Linked DNA regions of Mus musculus: all the other regions are linked to region 3. The links are chromatin loops, found by intact Hi-C in ENCODE. Cell type or tissue: heart. All regions are shown on one strand.

Evidence for each region. Peaks named below come from ENCODE experiments on the same cell type or tissue, not always from the same donor. Only the 100,000 strongest peaks of a DNase experiment are listed, where the experiment ranks them.
Region 1: a loop joins it to region 3, with 6 times the contacts of the local background. A loop is called at or near these places in 23 of 42 quality-filtered maps.
Region 2: a loop joins it to region 3, with 6 times the contacts of the local background. A loop is called at or near these places in 15 of 42 quality-filtered maps.

The regions. Positions count from the first base shown.
Region 1 is chr6:50,541,770-50,549,769 of GRCm38, forward strand. Gm38806 (a long non-coding RNA gene) reads left to right here. Exons shown (of 3, transcript XR_869064.2): 3 at 967-1,209. Among named protein-coding and RNA genes, the nearest start is that of Gm38806, 5.0 kb to the left of the region's middle. In heart, a CTCF peak has its summit at 3,869 (motif pointing left); no DNase peak of the experiment used is centred here.
Region 2 is chr6:50,175,589-50,183,588 of GRCm38, forward strand. It overlaps Mpp6 (membrane protein, palmitoylated 6 (MAGUK p55 subfamily member 6)), which reads left to right. Exons shown (of 13, transcript NM_019939.2): 7 at 2,801-2,932; 8 at 4,588-4,687; 9 at 5,003-5,071. Among named protein-coding and RNA genes, the nearest start is that of Mpp6, 69 kb to the left of the region's middle. In heart, a CTCF peak has its summit at 4,879 (motif pointing left); no DNase peak of the experiment used is centred here.
Region 3 is chr6:49,515,351-49,523,350 of GRCm38, forward strand. No RefSeq gene overlaps it. Among named protein-coding and RNA genes, the nearest start is that of Gm31226, 110 kb to the right of the region's middle. In heart, CTCF peaks have their summits at 3,853 (motif pointing right) and 7,997; no DNase peak of the experiment used is centred here; H3K27me3 peaks cover 339 bases.

The DNA.
Region 1 (8,000 bases), 1.0 Mb after region 3:
TCCGGGATGAGTTGGGGTACAAGAGGGAAAGAAGAGTGTGACGTAAGTCTATTTACTCAAAATATGTTTTTAAATGTTAACACATTCAGACAAATTGAAATTACGTATCTTTTCTCATCGTAATGCAATAATACTTAAATCAAAGAGAAAGAAAGAAAGAAAGAAAGAAAGAAAGAAAGAAAGAAAGAAAGAAAGAAAGGAGGAAAGGAAGGAAGGAAGGAAGGAAGAAAGAAAGAAAGAAAGAAAGAAAGAAAGAAAGAAAGAAAGAAAGAAAGGAAGGAAGGAAGGAAGGAAAAAGAAAACAAGTAAAAAAAAAAAAAAAAAAAAAAGAACTAGAAAGCAGACCCGTTACCCAATCAGTCTGTTGGAATCTTGCTCTTGCCTTGCCAACACCCAGATGCACAAGCAATCACAATCTCTGTTGTTTCTAAGGACAAACTAAGCGTTTTGCTTGTTTGAGAGCAGAAGGCCCAGGATATGGCTCCATCTCAACATCTTTTGTCTAGAGGTTCCTGGCTGACAGATGTGTTCTTGATCATTTTGAACATATCAGCCCACTGTCTCTAGATCCTGGGCTTTGGTGAGAAGTCGCAGGCCTGATGGGGGACATAGATGGAGGATGTCATCTTCCTCTCAGCCCCATGGATCAGATATTTTGTCACAGCTATGCATGTAGTCAGGAGCTACCATCCGTTAGTACCCGTCAATCTCAGTTTAAAGAAAACGTAATTAATGCTTTGAGTGTAGACATGAATTATTACAAAATTATCATAAAGGCTGGGGTCCAAGTGAAAAGCAAAACACTGTCTATGTACTAGGCAGAGAATCCTGCTGGCCCCGTCTCAGGGGCAGGAACCATGTCATTCTACCCCTACCAGGGCTATGCTGAACTAGGCACAATGTGAACAGTCACTCTCTGTTTCCTGGCTTTGGACACCATGTGACCAGCCATTTCCTGCTTCCTAGCTGTGGACACCATGTGACCAGCCACTTCCTGCTTCCTAGCTATGGACACCATGTGACCAGTCACTTTCTGCTTCCTGGCTGTGGACACCATATGACCAGCCACTTCCTGCTGCCTCTCCCATTTCTTCTTTGTTTTGATGCACTGTATCTCCTGTCCTGGTTAACTCAAGTAACCCTTTCCTTAAGTTGCTCTTGTGGGATTTTTGTTACGAAAATAAAACACTCTTCTTTTGTGAAACAGAATAACATCTGATTGTATGTGTAACAGGTTTCACTTATCCATCTGTTGAGCAATATTTTAAAGCATTTAGAAGAATGCTCCTGTGCTATGAACGACACTTGGTAATAGTTATAAAGAAAAATTAAAAAAAATAAAATACACCAATCACATCTCTCCACTTCTTTTCTATGTTTATTTGCATTTCTTGTTAATGTGGTTAGATACTTTAAAATTATTTTAAGGACACATACTTTCATCTTTCTTTCCTCCATATTTTAACCAAATTTTTTAGGAAGGAAGGAAGGGAGGATGGAAGGATGGACAAACTGGGTCGTGCAGAGTTGTCGTCCAAGCACTGGGGGAGTGGAGGCCAGATGATTCAGTTCACGACCATTCTCAGCTATATCAGAAGTTCATGGCCAACCTGGAAAACATAAGATGTTATTTCAAAAAAAAGAAAAGAAAGGAGTATGCATACTGCCTGAGCCATGTTTTATGATAGTCTTTTAATTATACAAACTTATAAAGATTAAAGAAGCAGAAAAGCGAATATCTCCATCACCTGGGGACCACACTATCAGCTTGGTCAGCCTTGCATCCTGTCTTCTCCCATGTAACCCTGGTTCTGCCCCTAGCTTACTCTACTAAAATCCTGACACCATGTGGCTTAATCTGTAATCATTTCATTGTAACACCTAAGGCAATCAAACATTCTTAATACCATCAAGTATTCAGTCCCTGCTTCAATTTCCCGAATTGCCTTGTACATTTTTACGTTTGTTTGAATTAAGATGCAGACCAAATCAATACATTGCAATTGGCTGATGCCGTTCTAAGTCTTCCAACTGTGACTCGTCTGCATTTTGCTTTTGCTCACAGTGTTTTAAGGGAGTGAGCCATTTGTCTAGAACAGCTTTCTATAGTTTGCATTTTGCTCATTACATCTTTAAGAATGACTTCTTGTGTTCCTCTGACCCCAGTATTCCCTGCAAACTCCAGGTTGCATCTGGAGGCTCTGTCCTAGAATATAGCTAGTAGCCATTATTTTAAAATATTGCAGATACCTTGATTGGAGTTTATTGAGACTTGTGTTGGGCTTCTACAGAACTCACATCTGGCCTATTTTTCTTTAAGCCACTGACCCGTGATGATTTGCTATAGCAGTGACAGAAAAGGAACAGTGAGTGTCATGTTGATCCTTTCAACTTAGTTTCCAGCCTGGCATCCTGCTTCTGCTGCGAGAAGGTGTTCAAGTCTATCCACCGGAACACTCTTAGGTTTTCCTGCTGGAGCATACTCTCTTGAATGTAGCCAGAGGTTTCTCTGGTTACAACTTCTGGTGCTTGTCATGTTTCTCTCTGCAGTATGTAACACTAGGATTGCTGTCTTCCCTAGACAGTGGTGTGGTATCGGATACACCTGTCCCTCTTGAGACTTTCTAGGCCCGTAAGGCTGTCCCTCAAACCTTCTTTCTCTATGCTGACCTCATCTGATGGTTAACACTCACTGTCAAGTTGACACGATCTTGAGCCACTGAAGAGACAAGATCCTAGGTGAGTCTGTGATTCCGTGAGGATGGGGTTGACCAAGGAGGGAAGACCCACCCTAGATGTGTGTGCCATTCTACCAGGGGTTGGGGAAAGCAAGGTGAGTGCCCCCATCCATCGCTGCTTCCTGACTCCAGGTACCATGCAAGCAACTGGCCCCCCACCCCGCCGCTGCTGGAATATACTGTGCCCTCAAACTGTAAACCCCACCTTCCTTAAGATGCTTTTGTCAGGTGTCCTGTCATAGCAACTAGAAGAGTACTAATGTTCTATTCTTAGTGAGTACATCCATGTCAAAGTTCTCCTTGCCAGTGGGTCCTAACCCAGCATCTTCATCTCTGATCCTTCCTGTGTAACAAATCAGGCCTGTCTGTCCTTCATTGCCAGTGTCCACTCCTACAAACAACCCCCGTCTCAAACTCATGGCAAAACCCTAATTTCCATTGTTCCCCAGCTCTACCCTTTTCATTTTAATGCCTTCTCCAGATAACGATGTAAAATCTGAATGGTATGTAACACTCCTCTGTCTAATAACTTTCCTAAAATAAGAACTGTAGCTACCACCATGTGTTTATTTATCCGATTTTCTTCTTTATTGTACCACAAAAAAACAGAATTATTAGTTAGACCCCCCCCCCCCCCCAATGCTCCTTGACATTGACACAGACAGCCCCGCCCCCGTGAGAAGCTGAGGAATCATGGGAGTGAGCTTTGTGAGTCTGGAACCAGCTGGGGAGTTAGAAGGGTTAGCGATGTCCAGCTCAGACAGCGTGTGTCCTACAGAATTATAACACTTGAAATCTTCGCCAAAGCCCCTTCCTCTTAAGCTGTTGGGAGGTTTCACCAGAAAAAAGTTGCTTTTGCAACTCTTCTTTCAGATCCTCATACCTGACAAAACTTCTGGGTTTTGTTTTTAGGTATATAATTCCTCATTCTATGGACGGGCAAGCCTTTGAGACCCATAAAATTAACTGAGATGACAGTTACTACACAAGGGGTGGAGATTACAGTGTGAAGCAATCTGTTGGTTCAGCACGTGCAACGTTTAAGAAATGCCTTTTAAGTAATGTGTCTAGTGTGTTCATAGGCAGCCAGTGAATCATGTGAGCCTAGCGCCCTCTTGTGTTCACTAGGAGGCCAAGCACAGGGGCTTTCTATGACTTCCAAGGGATTTTTGTTTTGTTTTGAGATTTCAATTTTCATTTTATTAGTTTTTTTTTTTAATCAGTTACTTTGCAAAGACATCGTAGAGCATTAAGTCAAACACGTCTGTCAGTCTTCACCCCGTGTGACCACAGAGAACCAAGCACTGTTACTGTTACCGGAAGGGTGGGGATTTGGCCTCTAGTTTCCAAAGGTTACTGTCACCCTCAGAATCACGTGTTCAGATATCCAGCTTCCGGGTGACAAACCCACAAAATTCTCTTTTTTCTTTAACCTTACTCTCTCCAACACTTGACCTTTCTTTGTTTATTCCTTCTGGAGTGCCCAGGTCCTTATGCATTATGATAATGGTCTAAGGTTAAATATACTTTATAGATTTCCAAGGAGGACCGAATGTCTCTGGATTCCACAGACACCTGCAACCATGTGCAGCCCCCTGCTCCCGTGCAACTCACACACATAATGTAAAAAATAAAATACACCTTTAAAAATATGCTGCTGGAGAAGACCTACAGAGTCAACTAACCTGGGACCATGTGGACTCACAGAGACTGTCACTAGCCAGGGAGCAGGCAGGGGCTTGGCCTAGACCATCCCACACATTCGTAGCAAATGTTCAGCTTGGTCTTCATATGGGCCCCCTAACAAGTGCAGTGGGGGGAGTCTCCGTCTCTGTTCCCTGCCATTGGATCCCCTTCCCCTACCTGGGCTGCCCCGTTGGGCCTCATTGGGAGAGGATGTGCCTAGTCCTGCTGGGACTGGATGTCCCAGGGTAGAGTGGTACCCAAGGGGGGCTCCCCATCTCTGAGGAAAGGGGTAAGAAGCAATGGGGGGAGGGATTTGTAAGAGTGAGACTGAAAAGAGAGGAGGGGAGCTGTGATTGGGATATAAAGTGAATAAAAAATAAATTATTATAAAATATATGTTATGGATGTTGATGGCTTATGTAACCAGAGAGAACCCAGTTAGTCACTTGCCTTAGACAAAATAGGCACTGCAGGAGGCAGTGGACAAGAGGTAGGCACAGATTTTACTCTTATGTGTTCCCCAAGTGATATGTGTCCTCCACGAAGCTGGGAATGACTCATCGGAGATGGGTCCAAAATCCATGGACACCAACATCAGCCTTAAGCCTCTGTGCCCATACTCTACAAACCTGGCCACTATTTACCTTCTCAAGCTCTGATTTCCAAGCTGTAAAACAGTACCAATACCTAACTGGTAGGGCTGTTAGGAGGACTAAGTGAGATAACCTGTGTGAAGTATGCAGTGTACTGGCTTGCTTAGAATCTATGGAAAGATATAAGGCAAATATAGCACACACAGGCCGAATCAGGATGGCACGAGTCACTTGGTTACGTAAAGGTGTGGCCCTGGAAGACTCTGAGAGGAGGGAGAACACATTCTGGTGAGCCATCATCTAAAACCAAACTTCCACAGTTCTAACCACCACTGGGAAACAAACAAAGGGAGGGTTTTCAGTCAAAGGCAGGGAACCAACTGTGAGGAAAGAGAGAATCACAACTTCCACAGTCTCACAATGGCTGACAACAAAACAACAGGGCATTTATGCCTTTGCTCAATGTTAAGTCCCGAATAAGTACCCAGGATTTGCTGAACAGGATTCGAGATCATACACAGTCATACAAGATCATACACGGTCATACAACTCTTCCGATTCTCCCTTCAGATAGCGGGAATCACCACCAGTAGCTGGAACCTCCAGGAAAGCTTTTGTTGATTATGTCACTCAGAAGGCCCCAAAACTCCATGGGCTGCTGCTTAGGAGAGAGTGCCCGAGAGTCCTAGCCAAGGGAAGTGGGCCATAGGCTGGTTTTGAGAAAGAGTTTGCTATTGATTAGAACAGGTATGAGGACCTTGCTACCTATGAAGCAATTTGGTTCAAAATCCCCTTCCTGATTGCAAGCTTGTACAACCACTCTGGAAATCAATCTGGCGGTTCCTCAGAAAATTGGACATAGTACTACCGGAAGATCCAGCAATATCTCTTCTGGGCATATATCCAGAAGATGCCCCAACCAGTAAGAAGGACACATGCTCCACTATGTTCATAGCAGCCTTATTTATAATAGCCAGAAGCTGGAAAGAACCCAGATGCCCCTCAACAGAGGAATGGATACAGAAAATGTGGTACATTTACACAATGGAGTACTACTCAGCTATTAAAAAGAATGAATTTATGAAATTCCTAGCCAAATGGATGGACCTGGAGGGCATCATCCTGAGTGAGGTAACCCAATCACAAAGGAACTCTCACAACATGTACTCACTGATAAGTGGATATTAGCCCAGAAACTTAGGATACCCAAGATATAAGAGACAATTTGCTAAACACATTAAACTAAAGAGAACGAAGACCACAGTATGGACACTTTGCCCCTTCTTAGAATAGGAAACAAAACACCCATGGAAGGAGTTACAGAGACAAAATTTGGAAGTGTAACGAAAGGATGGACCATCTAGTGATTGCCATATCCAGAGATCCGTCCCATGATCAGCTTCCAAACGCTGACACCATTAGCAGGATTTTGCTGAAAGGACCCAGATATAGCTGTCTCTTGTGAGACTATGCCAGGGCCTAGCAAACACAGAAGTGGATGCTCACAGTCAGCTATTGACTGGACCACAGGGCTCCCAATGGAGGAACTAGAGAAAGCACCCAAGGAACTAAAGGGAACTGCAACCCTATAGGTGGAACAACAATATGAACTAAGCAGTACCCCGGAGCTCTTGTCTCTAGCTGCATATGTATCAAAAGATGGCCTAGCCGGCCATCACTGGAAAGAGAGGCCCATTGGACTTGCAAACTTTATATGCCCCAGTACAGGGGAATGCCAGGGCCAAAAAGGGGGAGTGGGTGGGTAGGGGAGTGGGGGTGGTGGGTATGGGGGACTTTTGGTATAGCATTGGAAATGTAAATGAGCTAAATACCTAATAAAAAATGGAAAAAAATCCCCGTCCTGTCAGGGAGAGATAAGATCAAAAGGATTTCCTACCTTTGAATGGTAGAGAAGTCTGCTAGTCAACAGCAGATAAAGAGAAGACCAAAAATAAAATAAAATAAAATAAAATAAAATAAAATAAAATAAAATAAAATAACACTAAAGGAGGAATCAGGCTAGCGGCAGCATAAGAAATTAAGGAGCCAGCAATTTGTTCAGACTTTAATCTGTTCTCTAAAGCTTCCTTAAAGTATGAACAGGGCTGTTCTTGGTAAGACTCCATTTCTTGGGGTAATATAAGATCACTGCTTCATATAATTCATTAAGATGAATTAACCAGCTTTGGGAGTAAAAAATAAAGAAAAAAATCTCCACAGCCACAGAACTAAACTGAAGTGGAAATTTCTGGTTTCTTTGGAAACTCAGTTGGGTCATGTGATGAAGCTGTCTTCTGAGAGGGTGTTTTGCTGAAGCAGACACGTGAGAGGGTGCGTGAAGTTTGGGAAGAGTATAAGTGGAATCCCACAGAGTCTGAGAGGGCGCTTTTGCATTGAGAAGATGTGCAGCACTTTTCTGCTCTTCACTTCCTAGAGAGAAATGCGCCCAAGAATTTCTCGTGGTATTCCAGCTGATTCTTGCTGCTGCTGCTGCTGACTCATCCCAATTAACTAGAAGGGAGGTTGAAGCATGAGAGAACCCTAAATAAAGCAGAGTTGGTCTGGAGAAAATAGGCTTAGAGAAAAATCTAAGCCTACACTGGACTGTAGTTGGGAAGAAAATGCAGATTGGTTGGTGGGGCAGTTATTAGTTTCTTACTGCTAAGCAGGTATCAGGTGTTTGACTATGAAGAGAAGCAGAACACACGCTGAGTCCTCTGAGACTCCACCAGGAGCAGTAAGTGGAAGGGCTTTATAGTGAGGTGTGTGTGTGTGTATGTGTGTGTCTGTGTGTATGTGTGTGTGTGTGTGTGTGTGTGTGTGTGTGTGTGTAGGGGCCATCCAGTGAGGGTCGTGGAGGGAAGGGACTGAAGATGGTTCCAACACCCAGTGGTTCATTCAGAGGCAAAAACATCTGGCCCACTGTTTCCACCCATGCAGAAGCAGCTCAGCCAATGTAATTCATGGCTACTCTCCACTCTCT
Region 2 (8,000 bases), 660 kb after region 3:
CTCTGTAGACCAAGTTGGCCGAGAACTCGGAAATCCACCTGCCTCTGCCTCCCAAGTGCTGGGATTAAAGGCGTGAGCTATCACTGTCCAGCTGAAATTCCCTTCTTGTCATTGGCGTATGGACTGGTGTATCATCATTATGCAGTTCTTGTTTAGGCAATTCATCATTGGTAAACAGACTGCTCTGAATCTTTTCAGTTACTGGTTACTAGTAGTTCAGAAGTTACTAGTATTGTATATGAATCACTTCACATGTGCTCGAGTACTATAACTGCTGAATCCATTCCCAGAAGTGGATCACTAGGTCAGAGGGTTTATGTGTTTGTGATCTTGGTAATTATTGCCAAATTGTCCTCACAAGAGGTTGGAGCAGTCTTCCACAAGCCTGTTAGGAAAATCCCTATTAGCCAATATCCTGTCTGGGTTTCTGTAAATTAGTTAGGTAGGTAGGTAGGTAGGTAGTTGGTTAGTTAATATGAAGAAGATGTTATCCTAGTAGTGTTTTAATTTTCATTTCTACTCACAATAGTTTGAACACCTATGTTTAAAAGCTGTTTGTACTTCACTTTGTCTACTGTCTATTTTAAGTCGTTGGTTATTCAGTTTTTCTTTAATGGTGAGGATACAGAATTGAAATATTTTAAGTGTTTTTTAGTAACTTAAGATTGATAAATTGGCCTCCATAAACTATTTTTGTACTGCAGTTCATAAAATACAGCAAGTCAACTCTTCAATGATTTTAAAGATTTTATAAAACTCCTAGGTCAAGTGCTAGGCTAATTGATTTTTCAGACCAATTTTACCAAAGTTTAATGTGAGTTTTTTGAGAACAAGGTTAATGTTCCAAAAGTCATTTAATGGGCCAAAGAATTATTCGTTTTCGTAATCCTTTTATATCTGAGTTGGATGTTGTATCTCCTAACAGGGTAACTAATATTTGAAATTTGGAAGACACTTGTAACTTTACAAAGTATTCTTCACAATCAAGAGTGGCGAACACCCTTGCGTAGGTGGCATAGGCTTTTTTTTCAGTGGGCCTTTCTCCAGAAGTCAGGAACATACTGCTACCTTTATAACTACTCATACAGTCTCTCCTGTCTCGTGCCAAATGCCCGTGACTTTTTGCTTGCATTATTTATAATTTACAGGCATTATAACAATTACTTAGGGAGGAAGTTGCTTTACCAATGAGTGAAGTGATACAATGAGCCAGTAGGTTACTTAGATTTTGTTAAGTTATAAGTTAAAACTCTGGCTTTATTTATGCAATTGAAAAATATATTTTTAGAGTTACGTCAATATGGAGAGGCACCCAGCCCACGTCCGTCAGGTATGATACCATGTGAAAACATTCTCTGGTATTCCCATTGTTCTGTCTTAGCAGTCAACTAAATTTACCTTGATTAAACTTTATCACCTTGAGTTGTACATTGCCTGAGCCTTGAGCTGCATGCCAAACTCAAGTTAGCTACCTGTCACAGTTTAGCAGTCTTAATATTGTGTGCATGCTTGCTTTGTAGATGCTTCTAAATTTATGTGTCAGGAAAAAGTGGCTTCCTGGTTTGTGTAGCATTGATTCTCAGACTTTGCAAAGTTGTTGCAAATGGCCTACAGCTTCTATCAAGATCACATAAAAATATCTTCCTATGCATCTCTCACACTGGGTGGTTTTTTAAGCATGCTAATAATATAGTGTATGTACTTGTACTATTTGAAAATTGTATTTGTTTCTAGTTGAAGTTTGATACACATAGAAAAATAACATTGTTAGTTTGACTAATTGTATATTTTCTGCTTATTAAAGTTTATCTGCTGATTAATACTAAGGCTTTTCTGTAGAAGATTAATTTGAATTTCTATAAATATGTATGAAGTATGTCTATTTTAAGAAAACAGTTAATCTAAACTTGCCATCAAATATTAAAAATGATTAATTAGAATTCAAATTAAAGTAAATAAGCAGTATGTTATAAGCACTGAAGATCTTAAATAACAGTATAACTGGCATACCTTTATTAGGAAATCAAATTTAAGAGAAACCTGTATGTTTGAATTTAAATTGGAAAATAGTTAGGACCTTCCTAGTGTTTTGTCTCATTCGTAATTTAATCTTAATTTAAACTTAAACATATAAATCACAGTAAGGTGATCCAGAAAGTATTTTCCTTATTTGTTTTAGCCAGTGTAACTGTCTGATTAAAATGTCCTACAGAGGTTACGTTCTTGATGTTTTAAGGTTGCCAGGTCTTACCTCAAGTTGACCGCTGTTTAATGTTGCTTTCAAGGTGTCTGAACAATGTCGGTCCTGATCTACTGGAAGTACATGCCTCACACTGCATAAGTTATCTCAGGGTTATAACTGAAAATGACATTTATTTAAATTAAAAATGATGCAGTGTTTGTTGGGAAATCAAGTGAAAAGATTGAGAGGGGAGCCGGGTAGAATGCAGTGATTATTGCACACTTCCTGCTTGAGGTTAGCTGTTGAGGGGGTGGGTGATACAGCTCATGGGGGAGCACGCACCTACTGGCATGCAAAGCCCTGGGGTTAAACCCCACACCGCAGAAGAAAGAAACAGGAGTTTTTAAAATGAACAAAATTTTAATGTAGCAAAATGTTGATTTTTCTGCTATACCAAATCATTATATTAATATTCTAATAAATTATTCTTTATTTAGAAGAATAAGTTTCTTTCCTGAACTACTTAGTGTCATTTACAATTAAATCACAGTGGTTTGGTTTCAATATCCAGTGCTTAGTGATACACATATAGTCTTTTTCATTGTGCTGTGTTTTTAGGTATTTGTCAAGTGTCATTTTGATTATAATCCATTCAATGATAACCTGATACCCTGCAAAGAAGCAGGACTAAAATTTTCCAAAGGAGAAATTCTTCAGATTGTAAACAGAGAAGACCCAAATTGGTGGCAGGTTAGTATGATTCTCAAAAAATTCCTCAAATACTTTTCTGTTTTCAATCTTTGATCTGCCCAGTATCTAAAAGTGCAGGAAGCATTTGTTCCCATGATTTTTCTTGCATGAACAACTTCTGCTTTACGTCTGCCAGCTTTGTGGACAGAAGACCAAATTGAGAGAGAATTTGTTTGTGTAAATAAGAGCAGGCATAACCTGCCTGTGGCATGTCACCCGGTTTAAGAATTAGGTGAAACAATTCTTTCCCAAGGTAGTCACCTTCAAATGTGTTTTAAGGCAAGAAGAACTTTGTACTCATTGTCAGGGTTTCTTGAGGTTTACATAAGTTGACACAGTACTCAAAGTTGAAGAAAATGACAAGAAACAAAGAATCTTTTCAATTCTCAGAGCTGATTCTGGCCTCACTAGAGAACAGGGTAAAAGAAGAAAGCCTCCAGGACCCAGTACCAAGCATAAACTTAGCTGTGACTGGTAACTGCTGTTAACAGCGATGAGTTAAATGACTTCTACAGAGAGATGATGTAGAGGATGAGAGCAGCCTAGGCACAGTGTGCTGGTGTGTCAATGAAGACATTTTTATCAGTGAGTACACCATGGTGAGATAGCTAGGACGTGAGCTCAGTAAACAGTTGATGAATGCAAGAGGTCACTGAAACACTTGTAGGCTTTAAAACTGTCTAATCGCTTCCTGTGGCTGATCATGGGCCGTCCAGGTGCTCTCTAGTTTACTTTCTGTAAATGCTCTTAGCTTTCTAATCCTCTCACTGGCATTTGAGTCTCCTTCTTCATTTTGATAGTCTTATTTAATTCCAGTTTTCAGGATTATTAAAAACTGATAAACAGGTGTTTTATTCCACTTATAAGAAGAAAGACAATAACATTGTGATGTGAATCATTGTCATTTAAAAATATCCACTTTTGTGGGGTTAGAGAGCAGCTGGTTAAGAGGCCTGCCCTCACTGCTCCTGTGGAGGACCCACAGAGCCAGCACTCATGGTGGCTGCTCGCATTCTCCGGGACTCCAGCTCTTCTTCTGGCCCTGGGCACCTTCACCCATATGCACACACACACACATAGACCCAAAAACACTCGAGTAAAACATTTTTGAACTACTTCCTTTGATTTTAAAGTTTTTATTTTTTATACTAGATAAAGTTTTACTTATTTTAAATTCTTCACCTTGGGATATTCAGATTCTTGTTAGCATGAATTAAAATTTATGCTTTGTATTCCCAGTACTGGAAATTCTTTTGATTTAGACTCAGGAAATAACATCCTAGGACTGAGGTCAGTAGAAATGGTTTATAAAGTCCTTCCTTAACACTCCTTTATATAAAATAGCGTTCTCTTTCTGCTCTTTGACTATCACACACATTTCCTGTCCTTGCTCACTCCCGCCCCCAACCTCTAAAGAAAACATTGTAGTATTTGAGGAGCCTCTACATTGTTGTTAATGGGAGTCTCAACATGTCATTACCAGTGGACATACATGAGTCTTAGATACAAATTGCTTTCTTTGTTTAAATGCTTTAACACAGTTCCATGGATTGAAAGAGTGTTTTCCATAGGAAATTAACTTCAACTGACCAGCACTTGGACTTACTAAAATATTGTGTAAAACTTTGGTCACTGATAAATTCATTTGATTCTAGGCTAGCCATGTGAAAGAGGGAGGAAGTGCTGGTCTGATTCCAAGCCAGTTCCTGGAAGAGAAGAGAAAGGCATTTGTTCGCCGAGACTGGGACAATTCAGGTGAAGAACTTCTCACAAGTAACAGGCAGGGAGGGGCTGGGCTTACCTTTTGCCTCTGGTTTTGTTTTGTTTTGTTTTTTCTGAAATCACAAATGAATTTATTTGAAATACATGGAGAATTAATTTTTCCTGCTCATCTGCTTTTTTCCTCTCTAATTTTTATGCTTTTCTGCCACCTACTGGTAGTGTATCAAAATCCAGTGACAAATTCACCCCTCCTAGGAAGGGCAATTCTCTTACCTCCTCACAAAACAACTGGGCAACTTACGGTTGAGTCTCAATGTGTCGTCTAAATTAAGTCTTGTCATCCTCCAGGACCCTTTTGTGGAACTATAAGCAACAAGAAAAAGAAAAAGATGATGTACCTCACAACCAGGAATGCAGGTACGTGTAAAATCCCTTTGGAAGCTCTAAATATATAGCCTTATCATTAGTTACCATGTTTTAATCTCTGAATATGAAATTTAAAATGAATTTAATTTATATTAGTGCCAATTACTGGATCTCATGTGAATACATGATAAAATATAGGTCTCAGTTGGTGACTATGAGTTGCAGCAGGCAGAAGTTGTTAGGGATTGAGCTTGCACTAGTGCAGAAGGAATGTATGGACAGTACTGACGTAGAGGATCCCACCATGGTAACATGCTTCTGAGGGGCAGAGTGCCTTTGTGGAGATGTTAGCATTAGGATGAAGGCGAGCTAGCTTCCATAAGGTCAGGTTCATTTTGAGGAAATGACACTGGGCTAGGTAACTCATTTAATCCAGTGGCATCTTTTAAGGGTCTTTCTCAACTCTTAGGGTTTTACTTGGGGGGGGGGGGAGGAAGGGGAAGAAGGGGAGAGAGATTAAGAAGAGAGAGGTATTGACATTCTTTCCATATATTTAAGTTGGCCTGGGATTCACTAGTTAATACAGGATGGCCTCAAACACTTAATTATCTTATTATTCTATACTTAAGTTAGTAGCCCAGCCTGGCCCCAAACTCTAAGTCCTTCTGCCTCTCCCTAAATCTTTCATCTTAAAGAAAGGAATATCTTTTAAAGAAAATGTAATGATAATCACAAGAAGTCACAGTTGTGTTTATTAGCTTCATTAGAAGATCATTTTACAGTTAAACACATTAAATCATCAAGATGTATACTTTAAGGACATACAATTCTTATTTGTCATTTTTGCTTCAAAAGCTGAAAAAATATTTTTAAAAAATCAAGTCTAAGTATGTATAAGGTGCTGGGTTCAATCCCCAGCACTAGAAAGAAAAGTGAAGTTAAAAACACTGTCAGACCAGTTGAGTGTATTACAAATTTAAAACAAAAACACAAAACAAATGGAAAAAAAAAAAACCTTTACCCTAACTAGCCATGAGAGGAATGTAGATTAAAGCTACACTGAGATTCTATCTTACCCCATACAGAACAGACTTCATTAAGAAAAATCATATTCTGTCAGGATCCTGGACAAAAAAAGAATGCTTTTGGCCTGACAGTAGGAAGTAAACTAGTCCAGCCATTATAGAAGTCAGCCTAAGAGGAGAGTTACCCACATTACACCACTGTCCCCACTCCTGAGCACACCACAGGAATATTGCGTGTCTTTATCACTGCACCACAGTTCAGGAGAGCGAAGGAAGTTCTGTAATTAATCTAAGTGGCCATCAACAGGAGAAATAAAATATGGTCTATATGTACCACAGAATGAAGTTATTTCTTTTGCAGAAAAAAAGATAATCATGTTTAACAAACTTAACCAATCTTAGAAACACAAACTTGTTTTTGCCCACTTATGGACCCTAGATTTTGTAGAGATACACAAAATCACGTATGTACAGTTGACATTAAAGGAGATGGGAAATCATGTAGGGAAGAAAGAGGAGGAGGAAGGCAAGGGATAAAAGGGAAAGGGTAGCCGGGCACGGGAAAGTGTGTGCAAGTGCATTGTGTGTCTGCAGGTAAGTGGCCTTCTGTGACCTGGTATAATAAAAACAGGTAAAAAGGAATGTGGAAACTATCAGGTTTATTTTTCTTGACTTCAAACTACCTCTGTGCTTAGTAATAACACAGTATTAAAAAAAGGACTTGTTGCCATGATAATGTAAGGATGAAGTGTTCTTACTGCAGGTTGAGTAGGGCAGTAAGGCTGGGTGGTGTGTTTCAGAATCACTCTGGTTTTATCATTCATTAACTATAGGAAACTGTATATCATTAAAACTTTTAGCTCGTTTTTGTAACTTTTTCCTTGACTTGACTTATAATTTGAGGCTATAGCCTACTGAAAATACTTTTTTATCTAGCATTTTATTTTATGTATACATTTCAGAATCTCCGTACTTAGACGTGAGTGTGCTGATGCTAGAGGTGGCCTACTCTGCCTATACAAGTCCAGTAGCCAAGCAGGTGTCCTGTGCCCTGTACTTCATATAAACTTTTTGTGTAAATCACATGAACTATAATTTGATTGATATAAACTGTAAGATCATTATTTTTACTGATAAGTTGCTAATAAGACGCCTTTAGTCCACAGGTTCTCAACCGTTGGGGTCGTGACCCCTTGTGGGTTGACTGACTCTTTTAAATAAGAGTGTCTTACTCAGGGTTTCTATTCCTGCACAAACATCATGATCAAGAATCAAGTTGGGGAGGAAAGGATTTATTCTGCTTACACTTCCACATTGCTGTTCATCACCAAAGGAAGCTAGGACTGGAACTCAAGCAGGTCAAGATGCAGGAAATGATGCAGAGGCCATGGAGGGATGTTTCTTACTGGCTTGCTTCCCCTGGCTTACTCAGCTTGCTTTCTTATAAAACCCAGGACTACCAGCCCAGGGAGGGCACCACCCACAATTGGCCCTCCCACTCTTGATCACTGAGAAAATGCCTTACAGCTGAATCTCATGGAGGAATTTCCTCAAGGGAGGCTCTTTTCTCTGTGATAACTCCCGCTTGTGTCAAGTTGACACACAAAACTAGCCAATACAAAGAAGTTACCTAAGAACATTGGAAAACACAGATATTTACATTACAATTCATATCAGTAGCAAATATACAGTTATGAAATTGTAATGGAAATACCTTTATGGTTGAGGGTCACCACAACATGAGTAACTGTATTAAAGGGTTCACAGCATTAGGAAGGTTGAGTACCTCTGCTTTAACGTAGAGAGTATTGATAAATGTGCATAAAACGCTGGGATTTTGTAGCTCAGTAAATGAGTATCTGAGGGCAAACGATTGGGGACAAGCATTTAAAGTAAGGTATAAGATAATGTCTGTACCCTACAAAATTTGTAGAAACAAGCCTATGTCATACGTG
Region 3 (8,000 bases):
TGTTTTGTTTATTTTCTTCTTGGGATGACCTGTGTTTTGGTCAAAGTGTAATATTTAAGTCACCTACTCTTACTGTATTGGGATTGGTCTGAGTCTATCCATGTAGTATTTTATACAATTGGGGACATGTTTGGTACATTTACGTTGAGAATTGTCATGTCCTCTACATGCTGCTTCCCTAAAGAGCCTAGTGTGGCATTCTGTGCCTCTTGTGACTAATTTTAGTTTGGAGTTGGTCTTATCTCACTCCCCAGTTCCATTTCCTTTGAATCTTTATTTCACCCTTTCATCCTAAGATATCGTGATACTGAGGTTTTCTTCAGTATATGCTGCTGGAGGCAGAAACTAGATAGATCCTGCTTTTGACTCTAGTCTTCTATTCTGTGCCTTTTGACATGAGAATTAATATTCAGAGTAAATATTGAGTGGTGTCTATTAATTGTTATCATTTAATTGATTTTGTAGTATTTGTTTGGCTATTGTTCTATCATCTTTGTTTTGTTTTGTTTTTCTTCTCTATACCCTTTTAGGTATGTTTATTATTTTCCTGAGTTCAAAGAACTCCTTCCAGGACCTTCTATGGAACTGATAGTGGTTATAAATGCCTTTATCCCAGTCTTATCATGAAATGGTCTTTTTTTTCCCCCTTTCTCCACCAGTTATGACAGTTTTGCTGAGTGTAACAGTCTGGGTTGATAGTCTTCCAGAACATGAAATACTTCATCCCATGCTCTTTTGGCTTTTCAAATTTCTGTTATGAAACCATCTGTCCCTGGGTGGGCTGCCCTTATTTGTGACTTGTTTCTCTCTTGCAGCAGAACATTTTCTTTGTTTAGAATATATAGTGTTTTAAGCTTGAGTTGAGAAGTTTCTTTCTTGGTCTTATTTTGTGTTGTATGTGCTTCTTGGGTTGGATGAGCCCCCCTTTCCCTAGAATTGCTGCTTGTAATTGTAATGAAACTATTTTCCACATCTTTGACTTCTATGTCCACCATTTGAAGGTTTGTTCTTTGGATGGTTTCTTAAAGATCTTACATATTCCTTTTGTACTTTTAAAAAACCTTAACCATTGTTCACAACCAGCGTTCTTCTTCCTGTCCTTTTCCTTCAAGCCCGGTGCTCGCTCGGTCCTCCTCCCAAAGGCCCATGCTGTTAAGGAGGCTTCCCAGTGAGCTTTTGATTTGACCTTTTCTAATTCTTCATCAGTTCGTTTTTCCTTCAGTCCTCCTAGCTCTTCATTGAACTTATTTTCATTTCTTGTATTGACTTCACTTTTTAATTCAGCTGTTTGTGTTCTCATGGAATTCATTCGAAAGGTTTGCATCATTTGTTTTGAACTTTAAAAAAAAAAAATCATTCTTCTGAGTTGATCCAAAATTTCATCTAGTTCTCTCTCACTGAGAGTCATTACTTTTCTTTTTAATCTTTATTATATGTGTATGGGTGTTTTGCCTGCTTGTATGACTCTGGACCACATGTGTGTCTGGTGCCTCGATATATCAGAAGAGGACATCAGAGCCCTGGAAACTAGAGCTACAGAAGGTTGTGAACTGCCATGTGAATGCTGGGAATCAAGCCTAGGTCCCTTGCAAGAGCAGCTTGTGTCCTTAATCACAGAGCTATCTCTTTGGCCCCCAAGGTCAGTACTTTTTTAAGGGGGCATGTTCCTTACATTTTTTTTTGGGTTGAGGCTTTTACATGGGGGGGGGGTATGTAACTTTTCTTTTTTCATAGTCTATTTTTAATGATGGTTCGTAAATGCTTTAACCTCTCTTTTAGCCTACCACCCACCAGAGGTACTGGGAAAGAAAGGATATGGGGGAGGTGGACCTGTTTAGAAAGGATCTTTGGAGCAACTTCTATCTGTGTTGTCTGGGAATCAGCAGTTCAGTTCACAGGCTAGCAGGGGCAGCTCGATCCACTGGCTAACACTTCGCAAATACACCAACAGTCCAATTTGGTAGTCAGGATAGCAAACACAAATCAGCAGTAGCTGGCATTACCTAGCAGAGATGGTCAGCAGAAGGGACTAGGAGGGACAGCAGGAGACGTTCTTGGCTGTGCCTCTCAACAAAGTGAAGATCAGCAAAGATGCAAGACCAATAATCATTGCACAGCTAGCTCTATAAGCAAGCCCAGCTCAGCATCCATCACTGTCTACAGAGTTCTATTTACACCCTCCAAACATCATGAGTCCTCCACAGGTCTTGCCTCAGCATATGAATCTGTCTCAGCTGACATCACCCTGCCTATCAGCCCAAGTCTGCAGAAGCAGCACAAAACTGCAGCAAACCACCAGAAGCTTTTTGGTTTGTTTCTCTCTATGAAGTCCTGACAAATGCAGCTCAGCTATGCAATGTAAGACAGACCAATACATGCGTGTCATTAGCAAAGAATCCATCATCACATGTCCTTTCACATGCTTGCTTTAGCAGAGCATCCTTTCTCCTGTGTCTGTTTCAGCTAAATGTTTCTTTATGAGCCTGCCTTAGTCTTTCACATGTGCCCACTTCAGGAAAACACTCCTTCATGTGTTTGACCTAGCAAAATACCATCCAACACACTGACTCTCCAAACAACCCTTAAGTTTCCATTTCATATACATATAGCATTCAGAATGACAAGGCTGTCATAGGGTTGAGGTTCCATTTTCCTCTTAGACTGATGCTCCAGGCAGAGGCTCTATCCTTGCTCTCCTTTGAGAGCAGAATGCTATGAAACCGCAGTCACTGTCCAGGAGTAAGTAGAACTCCGTGGAGAAGAGAGTAGGAGTCAATTGCAGAACAATTGCTCCTTAAGTGCTTGCCACTGCAGTGAGGAAGGGGGCATTGATAACACCGTATACACTGATGTTAGTAATTGTGAGTGCGAACACAAATAGATGTGTGAGACTGGTGATTAGTGTTGGGATGATAAAGCAGAAGAGATGATCTGTGGAGAGAGCAGGGGGGACTGGACTGAAGGCATATGGAAAGAGAGAGGTAAAGATGTTTGAGCATACAATGTAGCAAAAGATCCTAAACTGGCTTACCAAAAGGAATATTAAATGACTTCCAGACTCTCATGTTTCCTCCAACTTTCTAGAACCTGCTCTCTTCCTTGGAGTCCCCTTCCCCACCCCCCCCACCCCCACTCTGTGTCTTCCCTAGTTCAAGTCACCAGTGCTGTCCTGGTGGATGGGCGGGGTTTCATAGGCAGTCTCAGGTGTTGGTCACACTCTGTGACTTCCTTCAAGGTTTGGGTTGCTGCTGGTCCTCTGGAGATGCCAATGTCTTGCTTGCTGTATGGAGACCCTGTGAAAGCCACTTTCTAAAGTTTGATACCCAATCAGGTTTTCAAGGTACAGATCTGATTTAGAATTTCTTTGCTGCCTTCTCACAAGATCTGTTTGTCAGGCTTCAGTGCACAGAGTCCATGAATTTTGGTCTGCTTTCCCAGGAGTGCTCACGGAGGCTGCCAAGATGCTCTACAGAAATCTTTTTGAAATTCTGTCTTGTGTCTGCTCTATTGCTTGCCAATGCTGAGGTCCTGCGGCCAAGCAGAGAAGATTCCCCCTCCACCCCCCACACCCCCACTCCCAACCTCCACCCCAGGCTTCTGCTATTGCCAGTGTTGCCCTGGGTATCATGTTATCCCCCTCCGTTTTTTGGACTGTTTTTCTCATAGCTCCTCTAAGCTCTCTCCAGATTACTCCCTAGAGCAGGACATCCATGCTTCAGTTGTAATTTGAGAGATTTTTGATTAACAGAATTTTTGTTTTGTTTGCTTTGTTTGCTTGGTTGGTTTTGGTTTATTTGGTTTGTTTCTTTTTTTGCTTTTTGAGATGTAGAATGGATTTGTGTGAGGTTGCCGATGGTCACCAGGTGTCGCTCTAACCCCGTGGTATCTGAGCCCGGCCCAGGCCCAGGAAGTTGAAGCAGTGGGTGTTTGAGTGAGAACAGATTTGATTTGTTTGTTGGAGGAGGACGAGGAGCGTAAACACATCCTTCATTAATATCTAAAGGAATACATAACCAAGCACTGTGCCTGGGAAGACTCTCTAAGGACTTATGTATTGGTTATCTGTTTCATTTATTGCCCAAAATTCTCTACCACAGTTCCTGACTTGAACGTGACTTTCTTACTCAACAGTAGCCAGGTCAAAAGGTTGGTCTGCAGTATGCATATGTAAGGAGCTGTTTGGAATGCTATTAAGAACTTTCAGGAGGATTTAAGATAGTTATGGACATTCAGACTTTCTGTACACTCAAAACTCATTGCAAGTAAATTTTTTTTGGTGTGATTTTATGATAAATTCTCCATCTCTGTAAGTGTAACTGTGTTGAGATATTGAGCCTGCCATTGGACACGCAAACTTTATATGCCCCAGTACAGGGGAACGCCAGGGCCAAAAAGTGGGAATGGGTGGGTAGGGGAGTGTGGGGGAGGGTATGGGGGACTTTTGGGATAGCATTGGAAATGTAAATGAGGAAAATACCTAATAAAAAAAAAGATATTGAGCTTGTGTGTAAGAAGGCATTCAGTAACTTTTTTGAATGAATAAGTGGGAAGATTAATTTGAGCCTTTGACCAAAGGCTAATTTGTAATAGTCAAGTCCCCTTAAGAATAAACTTGTTCCCATCTTTATTCTTTTAATAATTATACCATCAAATGTTTAAGAATAGGCTTTAGACTTACTGTTTACTTGTGAAAAATAGTTTTTATTTTTAAATTTTCATATATGTGCATTGTATTTAAACCATTCCCTTCCTCATAAACCTCTCTTAATTATTATTTTTGCTTATTTATACATGAATAAGTAAACACATAAGTGCAACCTGCTGAGTTCTTTCACTGTTGTCTGCATATATATGATTTTAGGGCTGACTGCCTGGTATTAGATAACAAATTAAGGTGCTCAACCTTGAAGAAGACTAATTCTCCCTCTTTGACCAGTCATTAATTGCCTGTAGCTCGTCATCTAGGGATGGGGCCCAGAGGGATGGCCCCATCCATCTTGTCATGTCAGTATTGCAACTGGTACTAGCCAAGTTTAGGTCTTGTTTAGGCAACTGGATTGTGTGGATTTTATGGGCACAGCTTTTCTGTGCACATAGATCACACATGTATATCTCCTGTGACATACAGTCTTTCACTCCCTTTGTTGTAGTGTTCCCTGAACCCTGGTACATGTTGCACATGTACCAGTTGGGGGCAGGTATACCACAGTCAGTAGTTCTCTGTGTTTTGAACAATTGTGGCTTTCTCTAATGGTTTGCATCTATGGCAAAAAGAAGCTTCCTTGATGAGGAATGAGAGCTACCCTCATGGACCAGAGCACAGGATGTGTAACCTGGGCGAGCAAGGCTGGATGCTGAGAGTGGAGCAGGTGGGACTCACCAAATTGGGCCAAGGTGAACAGGATGTTAAAGATAAGCAGTGTTTAAAGGAGGTACAATCTACCCAGTTAAAATCTATTTTATTAAAAAAATAAGTTTTTTAAAATTTTTCCCTTAAAAAAGTTTATATTAGAATACCACCATCTCTCAATTTTCCTTACTTATAGGAAAATAAAATAATAGAAAACAATCCAATAGTATAGTCAGTTAATAAGACGGCCTATTAGAATAACTGTGTGTGTGTGTGTGTGTGTGTGTGTGTGTGTGTGTGTGTGTGTGTGTGTCTCAGGAGGGATGTCCAATTTTAAGTATTTTTAAAGGAGAAGTGTTTGCTAGTGTGTATGTGAAAATGGATTTTCCATAGCAGTTCACAGGGAAAATGTAGGCATGAATTTTTTTGCAACATTCTTTTTTATTTCATTTTTTTTTTTCATTTTTTCTTTTCTTTTTTTCCCTTTTTTAGATATTTTCTTCATTTACATTTCAAATGCTATCCCCAAAGCCCCCTATACCACCCCCCACCCTGCTCCCCAACCTACCCACTCCCACTTCCTGACCCTGGCATTCCCCTGTACTGGGGCATATGATCTTCACAAGACCAAGGGCCTCTCTTCCCATTGATGGCCGACTAGGCCATCCTCTGCTACATATGCAGCTAGAGACACAAGCTCTGGAGGTACTGGTTAGTTCATATTGTTGTTCCTCCTATAGGGTTGCCGACCCCTTTAGCTCCTTGGGTACTTTCTCTAGCTCCTTCTTTAGGGGCCCTGTGTTCCATCCAATAGATGACCGTGAGCATCCACTTCTGTATTTGCCAGGCACTGGCATAGCCTCACAAAAAATAGCTATATCAGGGTCCTTTTTAGGGTCCTTGCTGGCATATGCAATAGTGTCTGGGTTTGGTGGTTATATATGGAATGGATCCCTGGGTGGGGGCAGTATCTGGATGGTCCTTTCTTCTGTCTCAGCTCCAAACTTTTACTCTGTAACTCCTTCTATGGGCATTTTGTTCCCCATTCTAAGAAGGAACGAAGTATCCACATTTTGATCTTCCTTTTTCTTGAGTTTCATGTGTTTTGTAAATTGTATTTTGGGTAGTCTAAGTTTCTGGGCTACTATCCACTTACAGTGAGTGCATATTATGTGAGTTCTTTTGTGACTGGGTTACCTCACTCAGGATGATATTCTCCAGATGCATTCATTTGCCTAGGAATTTCATAAATTCATTGTTTTTAATTGCTGAGTAGCACTCCATTGTGTAAATGTACCACATTTTCTGTATCCATTTCTTTGTTGAGGGACATCTGGGTTCTTTCCAGCTTCTGGCTATTATAAATAAGTCTGCTATGAACATAGTGGAACATGTGTCCTTATTACATGTTGGAACATCTTCTGGGTATATGCCCAGGAGAGGTATTGCTGGATATTCCTGTAGTACTATGTCCAATTTTCTGAGGAACCGCCAGACTGATTTCCAGAGTGGTTGTACCAGCTTGCAGTCCCACCAGAAATGGAGGAGTGTTCCTCTTTCTCCACATTCTTGCCAGCAACTGCTGTACCTGAATTTTTGATCTTGGCCATTCTGACTGGTGTGAGGTGGAATCTCAGGGTTGTTTTGATTTCCATTTCTCTGATGTAATCATTTCCATTACATCAGGATGTTGAACATTTTTTTTTCAGGTGCTTCTCAGCCATTTGGTATTCCTCAGTTGAGAATTCTTTGCTTAGCTCTGTGCCCCATTTTTAATAGGGTTATTTGTTTTTCTGGAGTCCATCTTCTTGAGTTCTTTGTATATATTGGATATTAGTCCCCTGCAACATTCTTTTAATAAGGGTTCAACCTCTCCTCTAGCCCACCACCCAGCAGAGGTAGTGGAAGAAAAAGTTATTAGGAAAGTGGGTAATTGGACCTATTCAGCAGTAGTTCTTTGGGGACAAGCTGGATTTTCTTTGGTAGCAGTTCAGTCCTGTTGAGTCATGACTCAGCAGCTGCAGACCAGTTGTCTAGGTAGGCAGACACCAGGCATGAACCAGCAGCTGCAGTCCAATCCTTTCAGCAAGCAAGCACCAGGCAGCTCAAGTTCAACCTGAACAAACTGCCAGGCTTTCCAACCAGCCTAGGGTGAGGCTGCAGAGGCAACAAGCTGCTGCAGGAACCTCACGAGCAGTTCTTGGGAGAGTTTCTCTCAATGGTAGCATTATCACAGGTTAAGCTCAACAATACAATGTAAGGCAAACCAATTCATGTGGGTCGTTATCAAAGAATAGCAAGGCACAGCAAACCAAGCCAAAGCTCAGGGCTCATCCCCCACTGTCCGTGGGGTCATATTTGTACACCTTCATCAAGAGTCCTTTCATGTGTCTGCTATATCCAAACATCCTTTTACCTGTCTGCTTCAGGAAAACAGCCTTTCATGTGTCTGCTTTAGCAAGACATCCTTTCACCTGTGTGCCTCAGCAAAACATTATTTGACATAAACTGAACTTTCCAAAGAGCTAGACATTTCCACTTCATGAAAGTTCTTGGGATTTGGGCACAAGGTGAAGAAATCTCTTTCCCAAGTAGTTTGGTGTTAGAGAGTACAAGTGGTGGAGACAAGAACAAACACTGGGGGCCTCTG